Linked DNA regions of Homo sapiens: regions 2 and 3 are each linked to region 1. A link is a contact called in ENCODE Hi-C or POLR2A ChIA-PET data. All regions are on one chromosome and are shown on one strand. Each heading gives the region's core, a stretch centred on a gene start or an enhancer-like site at or near the end of the contact. The rest is flanking DNA. Distances are from core to core; before and after follow the strand shown.

Region 1 (3,501 bases), core at 676-3,175:
CTCATTTACAACTGTACCTCCAGTAATAAAAAATTGCCAAGCACAAAGTAGGTCTTCAGTAAATATTGAAGTAAGAATTAGCTGTTCATCACAGAAATAAATAAAATTATCTCTGTGGCTGGTCTGATGGATAATTAGGCATTTGTTCTGCAACTTGAGGTGTAATCTTCAAGTTGTGATCCCGTGAAACATGTCGCAGAGCTCCTTACTAATCACAATCTGTGACTCCAACAGTTAAAGCCTGTGAGAACATGGGCACATTAATTAACTCTCTAATCCTATTTTCTGATTTTGAAGTGGAGATAAATCCACTTTATGATATGAGAGTTAAATGAGGTTGACATTTAATTTCTAGAACTCCTCATCTGAGTTTTGTGGTTGCTGTTGTTCTTTCAGGCCAGGGGATGTGGCTCCATCGCATGGAAGATGAGAACTGTGCCTTTGTATCTGGTAATTTGCTTATTTTATGGAGTTATCTTTCTCCATTCATATCCCTTGCTAGTGAAGTATGAATGATGACTTGACAGAAATATGTGAGAAGCTCCTGGCGATGAAGGAATTGGTTTAGATCGTGTTTAGGGAGGTTTCCTTCCTGCCCTGACAGGCTATGGCTCTTTCATTCACACCCTAGTGTTTCTATCTATCAGAACATCGGCAGACACCTCAGTTGGTAGAAGGGTTTGAAACGAAAAAAGAAAAGTAAATGTAAAAGGCAATTTTCCTTTTATCATATCCCTGTCCCCAAGGATTCTTGATTTATGAGTAGGTTTTACAAATCTCCATAATGCACAACTTAATAACTCTTTTGTGTTCTCTTGGCAAAAGGTTGCATAAAGAGGGTTAAATGACCAGCCATCTTCCAGTCCTTGGTGGCTATAAAATCCAAGGTATAAAAATAAAGCACAATGAAATAGTGTAAATAATAGGATGACATTTAGAAAAAAAGGAACTTGGGGAATAATAACTGGAAAAAACTTCCTTATGTTTTAGATCAGTTGGATGATGAAATAGTCTCTGAGGGAAATGGTGGGAGCCTTCAAGCTTGAGATATTTTGAAATCTGGTTGTACTGAGCCCCAAAGGTCAATACTACAGGATCATTTGTTTTGTTATGTTTTGTTTGTTTTGTTTTTAAAGAGAAGGCAGCAACATAAGTTAATAGGTATTTTTCACCCTAATGCCAATTTATTGAATCAGAACTTGAGACTGTGTCCCTTACTCAAGTAACATATTCATTTTTTAACCAAATGGCAATAGTCCCAGGGGTGGTTCATGTAGCCACATATGGTGGTTATTTCTGGAAACTTTCTCCATAAGTATATTGACACAGTTCCTTTCTTCCTCCCTCCCTCCCGCTCTTCCTTCCTTTCTTTCCTTCCTTCCTCCCTTCCCTTCTCTTCTTTTCCTCTTCTTCCCTCTGTCTCTTCTCTTCTTGCCCATCTATTTTGTTCTGTTTTGTTGTTTATTTCCAGAAACATATGAAAGGTTCAACAAACATCTTTTCCCTCATCCATCATCAACTCTTAAAGCATGTCAGATCTTAGACAGAGCCCCAACTGCAAGTGACTATATCCAAGTGCTCAGAAATGTCCTATATGATAAAGAAATACACAAAAGAAGTGGGAAGGTATAATTAAATAGCTAACAGAAAGTGGCTGTAAATCAATGAATTTATCACAGTAGTCTTTGCACTCAGATATATCATCTTTAAATATCAGCGATGTCTAAACAACACTTGAAGTCAATGGTAGTGGAAATTCAATAGAGATAAGCACAAAGTCTTCCCCAGTTCATAATTTTCCAAAATATCGCTCAACATATTTCAAATCTGTTATGTAATTTCTTTACTTTCCACTTGGCTTTGCTGTACACCAATTCAAAAAGCCATCTCTTCCTGCTTCTATTATACTGCCTTGCCCTGAAATGCATTTGGACGCAACTGAACCACAACGGTTCCCGCAGTAAAGGAGTGAGCAGAGGCAAGAGTAATCTTATGTAACAGTTACATAGGAAACAGCTGGGGAAGTGAGAGATCGGTACAGCCAAGGCCAGCCACAGGAAAGAAACACCCAAGCATCAATCATCATGTTCAGAAAATGACAATATTTAATTCTACCAGGAAAAAAAAAAAAAAAACTGAGGTGGTGAGGGAGCAGAGAATGGGTGAATGTCTGTCCAGGCTGTTAGACAAACATAGACTCTGGATTTATTTTGAATTTAGATAAATAATCCCTGCATCCTCAGCAGGAATTTTGTTCTGGGAAGTTTGTACTTCTGTTTACGTGCCTGCCCTGGGTCTCAGTGTGGGAGCAGGCAAATGGTTAGTGCCTGGCTTAAAGTTTACAGTGGAAAGCACTTCATCAACAAAGTGTATACATTCATTCAGCCACCCAAAAATGCAACATATATTTCTCTGGATTTTTAATTTCCAGTATCTATCAGATAAATATATGTATATTTACATTTATATATATATATGTATATATTTAAAATAAATATATTGTATATAAAAAATATATATATATATTATTTTTTCTTGCCCTCTCCAAGTTCTTAACCACTTTAATTAACTTACTAGCTCTCCCACATGATATGAGACATGATTCACCTTCTACTGGATATGAGCCTACATGAAATTCAAATAGAGAAACGTCCTTACTGTCTAAACCTGAAACCACAGGGAGAAAGAAAATAGAAAACTTTTCACATAAGACAGGTAATTTTCTTAACAACTACAGATTAATATATTTTTTGCTGTAAATTTTATAGGACATTCTGTAGCCCAATTGCAAGAGCAAATTTTTCACAATGTATGTGTAGGTTTCTACCTTCAGTTTTAGAGAATATTTAGTGAAATCAGAGATTTGTTTTATTTATTTGAATATCTTTATTGTCTGCAGTTTTATTACTTTTGGAAAAAAAGAGGAAAAATCCAGCCTCTTCTGGTTTGCAATCTAAGCTCCATTTTTTTCAGGCTATTTTAAAGAGACTTCCATTATGAAATCCATTCTCTAACATCTGCAAGACTTGTCTTTTTCTGGAAGAAGAGTGGTTATAGTAATTGAGTAATAGGGAGTGAGATATGTCTCAGCATTCTGCACATTTTATTAATCACCAAGTGGTAAATAGTAAGCCTCTGCCCTCTATTTATAGTATAATTGGATGTATTTCATGACACTGGCTACACATCTGGTCAAACTGTAAAGCACACTTGCAGCCACCTTCTCTTTTTGAACTCCTAATGTATCACAGACTACAGAAAGATGTCTGCAGATAATAACAGAAACACAAAGTAATGAAAACCTTCATGAAGGACACTTCCATGGATTGCCAGAGCATGTGTCAATCTATGAGAAACTTTGATGGATTCAGCGACCTTCTTGAATTAAACAACACAATAAAAGGTTTTAATGGTAATGTAAATTAAAAATGCAATGTTAAGTAAGGCCTTAGGGATCTTGGTGAGCAGAACTGTTGAGATGGTGTTCGCAACGGAGTCTAA
Region 2 (3,501 bases), core at 380-2,879, 580 kb after region 1:
AGAGGACAACAGTAGCATAGACAGCATGCTCTGAACTGTTAGTTAAAGGGCCCAGTGCTTCGAGACTCTTCGGCGGATGCCCTTGTTGGGAGAATGTTCAAGGCATTCTCTCCATGTGGGGAAAGCCCATTCATGCCATATGACCCCGGGGCCCTAACCAGTCCATAAACAGCCCAAGGTCCCCTAGTACTTCCTGCCACCGAACAATGGGAACACAGATGCTGAAGTGAGACAAATGCCTGAGAAGGTGGTCACTGGTCGCCAGTAGAGAGACCTTCTATTGGAGAAGAGCAGATAACAAGGTTGAAGTGGAGGTGCAGAGGATGGCATTTTGGGGGGTATAGCATGGCAAGAAAAAGCAAATTGCTTCTTTCTTTTTAAGAATATTTATAGACAGAAAGTGCCCCCAAATCAATAAAAATATTAGGTTTCCCAAAAGGGACTTATTAGTGGAGCATATTTCCAGAGTGGAGAGGAGGTGGAATCCAGCTTGTATACTGAAGACATTTGAAAATGCAGGGCAGATATCCAGAGTGGAGGATGGTGGCGAACAGTAGTACATCCACAAGATGGGAAGTAGTTGTTCTGCCATTGAAATGATTATTGGGAAACACCATGAGAAGTGCTTAGGATACAATGTTGGGTGGAAAAGCTCATTATAAAGTGGTCTGTGCACTGATAGAAAAACCATGTCTGCCTGCGAAAGCAAAAAATTAAAATAATCGTGTTAAATTAAAAAAAAAAAAAACTTGCCCCAACATGGTATTGAAATATCCTTTTGAGGAACCTAGACTTAAAATGATCCACTGTCAGGCAAAAGGCTTTTAGATTCATGCTGCTTTTTAATTGGTGTCTACCTTGGGGTTCCAGCCTTGGGGACCCTCTAGTGTGAGGTGGTGGCTGGCTGCTAAGCGCCTGCAGGAGGCCATGGGCTGGCGATCGTGTCTGCTCTGTTTCTGCTCTGGATTGCTGGGAACTCCCCCGTGACAACCAGCACTTTAAACGCTTTTAAAGCCTTCAAACACTTTATTGTTTTTCCAGACTGACTTCCAGTGGATGTTCTGTGCTTAGGAGGAAGGCCAGTGCTTGTGGAGAGTTTGAGGCGATGAGTCAAGGCAAGGGGAGAGGGTGCTGATTCTTTGTGCTTTATCATCTTGTCCTTTCATTGGAGAGGAAGGTGGGGCTCAGATATTTCCACTTTAGCAAGAGATGGATGGAAAATAGCTGAGATCCTTCACTCCGGTGGAGGAAGTACTGCAGGGTGAAGGAAAGTTGATAGAGCAGAATCGGGGACCTGAGACTGTGGCTGGTTGGAAGTCAGTAGAGTCCAAGTTGGTGGCACTTCTCTGATCTAATCTTTCTGGGCTTTATAGAAAGTCTAGAAAAAGGAAAACTTCATAGGATAAGAAGCTTTGGCATCAAATTTACATTTCACAAAAGGTGCTTGACTATTTATTCTGGTGGTTTGGGAGGGGAGCTAGACTTTTACATTTTAAATGCAAATGTATTTTCCAGGGTAGAGAAGAAATAGCAGTTCCCTGTGCCCCTACAGACCCTGTCTGATGGCCAGGCATGCTAGGGAGGTGCTTGTTCTTCACACCTGGGCGTGTCAGCTGTGCCAGAGGAGCTGTGTCACACGCCACACAGGCGCCCACCCCTCCCCCCCACCACCACAGGAAATGCAAGGAGGACTGTGATGGCTGGGGTGGCCACGGTTCTTGGGGGTAATTCCCATGAGTCCTGGGAAACTCCAGGGTTTACACCTGTCAATCCCAGCACTTTGGGAGGCCAAGGCGGGTGGATCACCTGAGGCCAGAAGTTGGAGACCAGCCTGGCCAACGTGGTGAAACCCCGTCTCTACTAAACATACAAAAATGAGCCAGGTGTGGTGGTGGGCGCCTGTAATCCTAGCTACTTGGGAGGCTGAGGCAGGAGAGTCGCTTGAATGCGGGAGGGGGAGGCTGCAGTGAGCTGAGATCGCACCACCGCACTCTGGCCTGGGCGATAGACCGAGGCTCTGTCTTCAGAGGAAAAAAGGTTGCCCCCTTGTGGACAACTATCTACAGTACCCATTTTGAAGCTGAACCCACTGAGGCCCAGACAGCTTCAGAAATTGGTTCAAAGGCATCCAGCCGATTGAGAGCACCTGGCATCTCAGACTAGGGCCTCTGGAGTCCCAGTCCCTGGCCTCGCGTTGCCGACGTTCCCCCGGCCCTGGAGACAGCAAGCCAGCCTGCGCCACACAGGCAAGGCAGCCTCACTCCCGGCCTTCCACGTGGGCAGCCCGGCCACTTCCCCCACAGCATTTTCTGTTGTCATTTGTACCAAGAGATAAATGCTTTCCAAAAACTTTCCTGTGGCCTCCTGGAAGGAGGCCGATTAAGCCAAACCTATCACCACGCTAACTTTGTCCTTCTCTGGGCCTGACTGTCGGCCCCACCAGTATCTCTCCCGGACACACCCCGTGTGGCAGAGGAGCCTTCGCAGCAGCTGCTGCGGGAACGAGATTTGTCCCTTCTCAGGCCAAGGCGGGGAAGGACCTCGAAGAAACGGAGGGCGCCGGGCTGGCAGTTCAGGCTCAGGGCCGCTGGGGGGAGTTTGCGCAAGGCTGGGAGCCCCGAGGCCCCGGGGGAGGTGGGGAGGCAGAAAGAAAAAGAGCCTTTTTTAAGTTTTACAAACAAGTTCGTTTTGTATGTCAATCTGGGTCTGACCTGGAAAAAAAAACACTAAGAAACTGCGTCTTCAAACAGTGGCTGCTCAAAAGAATGAAACTGCGCGACCGGGAGACCACGGAAAGGGTGTCTATCTTCATTCCCATTTTTAATTTAAACTTTAATGGAAAACACATTTTGCATTTTCTGGTCTTTCCACCTGCAGCCTCAGATGGTCGGGCAGAGGTTTTGAGTCTGGGCAATTAAGCTGGTGCAATCTTATCACTTCCAGGCCTGGGTTTGACTGGTGAAGGAGAACAGAATGCCAGCTGAACAAAAGGCCAGGTTTCCCTGGACCCAGTAGTCAGCCAGGATTGTTGTTTAAAGATCCCAGAGCCTTGCACCCTCCCGCTCCTGCACACTCAGCCAGAGCTGTTGATATAGCAGTGCAGCCCAGAGAAAAGAGAGACCTGGATTCAATAGGCTGGCTGTGAGGGGGCACTGGTGAATTCTATGGTCACAGCGAGGCAGGAGACAAAGGCTTTGGCACTGGGACGCTTGCGCCCCCTGGCCCAGGTGTCCCCGATGAAAAGCAGGTTAGGTTGAGGGAATGTGAAGCAGCAGAAACCGTGATTGTTGGGGTTCTACCCCACACCTGCAAAGCCTCACACTGCTCACTCCCCTCTCCTTTCAGATCCAGGTACTGTCTCTAGCAGCACATGGATTCAAACATGGAATGGAAAATGATCTTTTCCCCATGCTTGCACTTTGGGAAGGCCATTCTATTCTCAGCAGGAGCTACTTTATGCTTTTTAGAGCAAAAATGCCCTCAATAAATAGATATATGTAT
Region 3 (3,501 bases), core at 527-3,026, 560 kb after region 1:
TATCACTACATTTTCAAGTAAAGGTGGTGTATCCATTTGCTAGGGTTTCCATAACAACATACCAGGGCTGAGTGGCTTAAGCAAAAGAAATTTATTTGCTCAGAGTTCTGGAGACTGGAAGTCCAAGATCAGGGTGCCAGCAGGGTTGGTTTTCCTCAGAGGCCTCTCTCCTTGGCTTGCCAATGACTGCTGTGTCCTCACATGGCAGCCCCTCTGTGCACACACTCCCCTGGGGGCTCTCTGTGTGTCCAAATTCCCTCTTCTTATAAGAACACCAGTCATATTGGATTAGAACCCACCCTATCAGCCTCATTTCACCTTACCTCCTTAAAGGTCCTATCTCCAAATACAATCACATTCTGAGTACTGCGGGTAAGGGCTTCAGCATATGAATTTTGTGAGGACACAAGGCAGCCCCTAACAGGTGGCCTAAGAGAATCTTTGTTTGAATGCTAATAATCATGATACCTAACATGTTCTGAGTGTGACTCACTATGTGCCAGAGACTTCTAAGTACTTTGCATGTATTATCACAACTATTATCACAATTATAGATTATATAATTATTGATTATATAGATTATAGATCAATTATAGATGACTACCATCTTCTCTGAAGACTTACTTTGGTGTAATTATGTGACTGTAGTGAACACTATGCCCTGGTCCCTGACCTTGGATGCCTGTGATTCGATGAGACATGGAATAATGGGAGACTCTTACCCTCATGTTTTGATTGGTAGCAGATCTCCGGAATGTGCAAAGTTTTTTAGTTGTCGTTGTTGTTGTTGTTTCGAGACTGTCGCCCAGGCTGAATGCAATGGCACGATCACGGCTCACTGCAGCCTCTACTTCCGGGGCTCAAGTGATCCTCCCACCTCAGCCTCCCAAGTAGCTGGGCACATGCCACCATATCTAGCTAATTTTTTCTTTCTTTCTTTCTTTCTTTCTTTCTTTCTTTCTTTCTTTCTTTCTTTCTTTCTTTCTTTCTTTCTCTCTTTCTGTTTTTGTAGAAACACAGTTTTGCCACATTGCCCAGGCTAGTTTAGAACTCCTGGACTCAATAGATTCTCCCACCTCAGGCTCCCAAAATGCTGGGATTACAGGCATGAGCCACCATGCCTGGCCAAGGCTTCTTTTCTTAATCCATGATCTCCCAAAGTCACACCCAAGTCAGTGATGGGATAATATGAGTGGGAGGACCCAACAACCTCTTTTGGAGGGTCTTGCCCTGACTGGCACTTCACGTGTCTGAGGTTCCTCTTTCGTCCTTTGGCTGGCTGAGTCATCAACATTGAGATCTACAGGATGCACCAGCACCTCCTAGAGGGCCCTCAGCAAACCACTGAGCATTTCTTACAAGCTACACCCCCACACCAGATCTTCTCATTTAATCCACCTATCGACTCTGTGCTAAAACTATTTTTATCCCTGTTACAAATAAGGAAACTGAAATTGGCCTGGCCACAGCCATGGGCACCACCCTTCCCTTGTGTGACCTTGAGCAGCACACCTAGCCTCTCTGGGTGGATCTCACTGGCCTTGCCTGGAAAATAAATGCTGGATCTCATCTCCCCTTCATTGCTGATGACTCCACTCAGCTCGTAAGAGGCATTTCTGCTTATGCCTGGAAAAATCTAGCATTCACACACCACCACAATACTATATTCCATGCCAAGTCACCACTATTCTTGGCCTCCCTATCCCCACCCTCCTTTTTGGGGGTCCCAGACTACAGAACCAATAAACAAACCCACTTTCATGATTCCTCCATCCCCACTCCACTGCCCAAAGTCCCTCCTCACCCAGGTAACCTGCAAACACCCATCTGGTTTGCATAAGGGCAAACCTGCCCCCTGGAGTGTGAGTCAAACAGGAACTTCCAGACAAGCTGTCCTGGGGCAGCCCTGGGCCACCTTGCCAGCTCAAAGCAAGAGTGTCACTTGCTTGGGTGAAGAGTGACACTGGGCTTTCTGTCTCTTCTCTGGCCCTGCAGGAGGCTCTGTCGGTGGTGAGCGACGACCAGTCCCTCTTTGACTCAGCGTACGGAGCGGCAGCCCATCTCCCCAAGGCCGACATGACTGCCTCGGGGAGTCCTGACTACGGGCAGCCCCACAAGATCAACCCCCTCCCACCACAGCAGGAGTGGATCAATCAGCCAGTGAGGGTCAACGTCAAGCGGGAGTATGACCACATGAATGGATCCAGGTAAGCTCACCAGGCCTGTGCAGGATTGGGGGAAGGCACAAAGTCGCCAGATCTGCAGCAAGTGGCTTCTGGCACTTAAGGTTTTTGCAGCAGATGGGGCTCTAGAGCTGGGCCAGGAAGCCTGTGTCAGTCCCTAGAGAGCTAAGGCAGAGAGGGCCACAGACTGATGATGGGGTGGAGTAGGGCTAGGAAGCCCCCCTGCCTCTCTGGGGCCCACGAAGCCCTCAGAGGCCAGGTAGGAGTCAGGCCCCAAGCGCCTATGCAGACACTCGTGGAACACTTATTTCTTGTTAATCCCAGGCCCAGGTCCAGTCCTGTTGGGGACAGCTTAGCAATAAGCTACTCTTCCCTGTCCTGTTGAAGATACTTAACCCCTCTGGGCAGGTCTCAGCAGAGCAAAGGTGACCAAACCATTCTTTAGTAAGAGTGGAGAAGGGATGAGGAAGGTGTCTACCTTCCTGTGGGGGCTCACTGTGTCTGGGAGGGGGCAGGCACCTGGAAGGCGTGCATGAAGTGGGTACAATACTGGGTCAGTTCGGGCTTTGCTTGTAGAAATGGAGACAGGAGGGTCCAGGGAGAGAAAATCACAGGGTCATGGAAGAGGACAGTGGACAGGCGGCCTCAGTTTTGCGTCCTGCCTCTGCCCCTTGGGCAAGTCATCGAAACCCCTCAGAGCACCAGCTTTCTCCCTTCTCAAACAGGACTGGGATATTCACTTCCTTATGGTCCTTACTCTAGCGTTACTCTGATGCCTCAGGGAAAGGACCTGGGATGGTGCCTGAGACGCGTTAGGAAAGTGCTCTATAGTGACAGTGATTGTTATGAGCAAAGACTTGAAAGACAGAGAACATCAGTCTTATTCACAAAATATCAGATAATCTACTGGGCCAAAGGCACAAAGAGATGAAAATAAAAAGCAACAGAGGGCCCTGAATGGCAGGCTGAAAACATGTGCCATTTATTCCACAGCCAGAGGCTGACTTTGAGCACCGATGTGACATTTAACCCAGAGGCTGACTTTGAGCACAGACGTGACATTTAACCTCATCAGAGCAGTGACTTAAGACTAGCGAGCTGACAGTCCTTGCGCACAGACGGTAGGATGGGAGAGTCAGAAAGACAAGTGAAGAAGTTAGTAAAATATCCCAGATAGGAAATAATGAAGTTCGGAACTAAGTGATGATAGTGATTTTGGAAAGTGAAAAGGACAGATACATAAGGGCGATAGCAAAGAGATGATTAACAGGGCTTAGGTGAGTAAAGTGTGAATGAAGGGGGTGCATGACAGGAAAGA

The links. A loop is a pair of places that touch in the nucleus more often than their neighbours do. ChIA-PET counts read pairs that join two places held with the same protein, here RNA polymerase II (POLR2A). Pooled maps may share reads with other maps.
Region 2: a loop to region 1 is called in a map of naive thymus-derived CD4-positive, alpha-beta T cell, with 8 times the contacts of the local background. The contact joins two enhancer-like sites. A Hi-C loop is called at or near these places in 1 of 168 maps with a recorded cell type or tissue (naive thymus-derived CD4-positive, alpha-beta T cell) and 6 of 50 pooled maps. POLR2A ChIA-PET finds 5 or more read pairs at or near these places in 3 of 52 experiments (Panc1, activated B cell and activated T-cell).
Region 3: a loop to region 1 is called in a map of naive thymus-derived CD4-positive, alpha-beta T cell, with 9 times the contacts of the local background. The contact joins two enhancer-like sites. A Hi-C loop is called at or near these places in 2 of 168 maps with a recorded cell type or tissue (both naive thymus-derived CD4-positive, alpha-beta T cell) and 7 of 50 pooled maps. POLR2A ChIA-PET finds 5 or more read pairs at or near these places in 2 of 52 experiments (activated B cell and naive thymus-derived CD4-positive, alpha-beta T cell).

What each region holds. Positions count from the first base shown.
Region 1 is chr11:128,193,331-128,196,831 of GRCh38, forward strand. No RefSeq gene overlaps it. Among named protein-coding and RNA genes, the nearest start is that of LINC02098, 14 kb to the right of the region's middle. Within about 2 kb of position 1,926, at least 4 of the 41 ENCODE cell types and tissues checked have a DNase peak (open chromatin) inside an H3K27ac peak, as active enhancers do.
Region 2 is chr11:128,774,627-128,778,127 of GRCh38, forward strand. The region is part of intron 4 of FLI1 (Fli-1 proto-oncogene, ETS transcription factor); the gene reads left to right. Among named protein-coding and RNA genes, the nearest start is that of SENCR, 80 kb to the left of the region's middle. RefSeq lists an enhancer at 2,102-2,707. Within about 2 kb of position 1,630, at least 6 of the 41 ENCODE cell types and tissues checked have a DNase peak (open chromatin) inside an H3K27ac peak, as active enhancers do.
Region 3 is chr11:128,756,120-128,759,620 of GRCh38, forward strand. FLI1 (Fli-1 proto-oncogene, ETS transcription factor) reads left to right here. Exons shown (of 9, transcript NM_002017.5): 2 at 1,996-2,207. Among named protein-coding and RNA genes, the nearest start is that of SENCR, 62 kb to the left of the region's middle. RefSeq lists enhancers at 1,306-1,565, 1,622-2,122, 2,123-2,623. Within about 2 kb of position 1,777, at least 8 of the 41 ENCODE cell types and tissues checked have a DNase peak (open chromatin) inside an H3K27ac peak, as active enhancers do.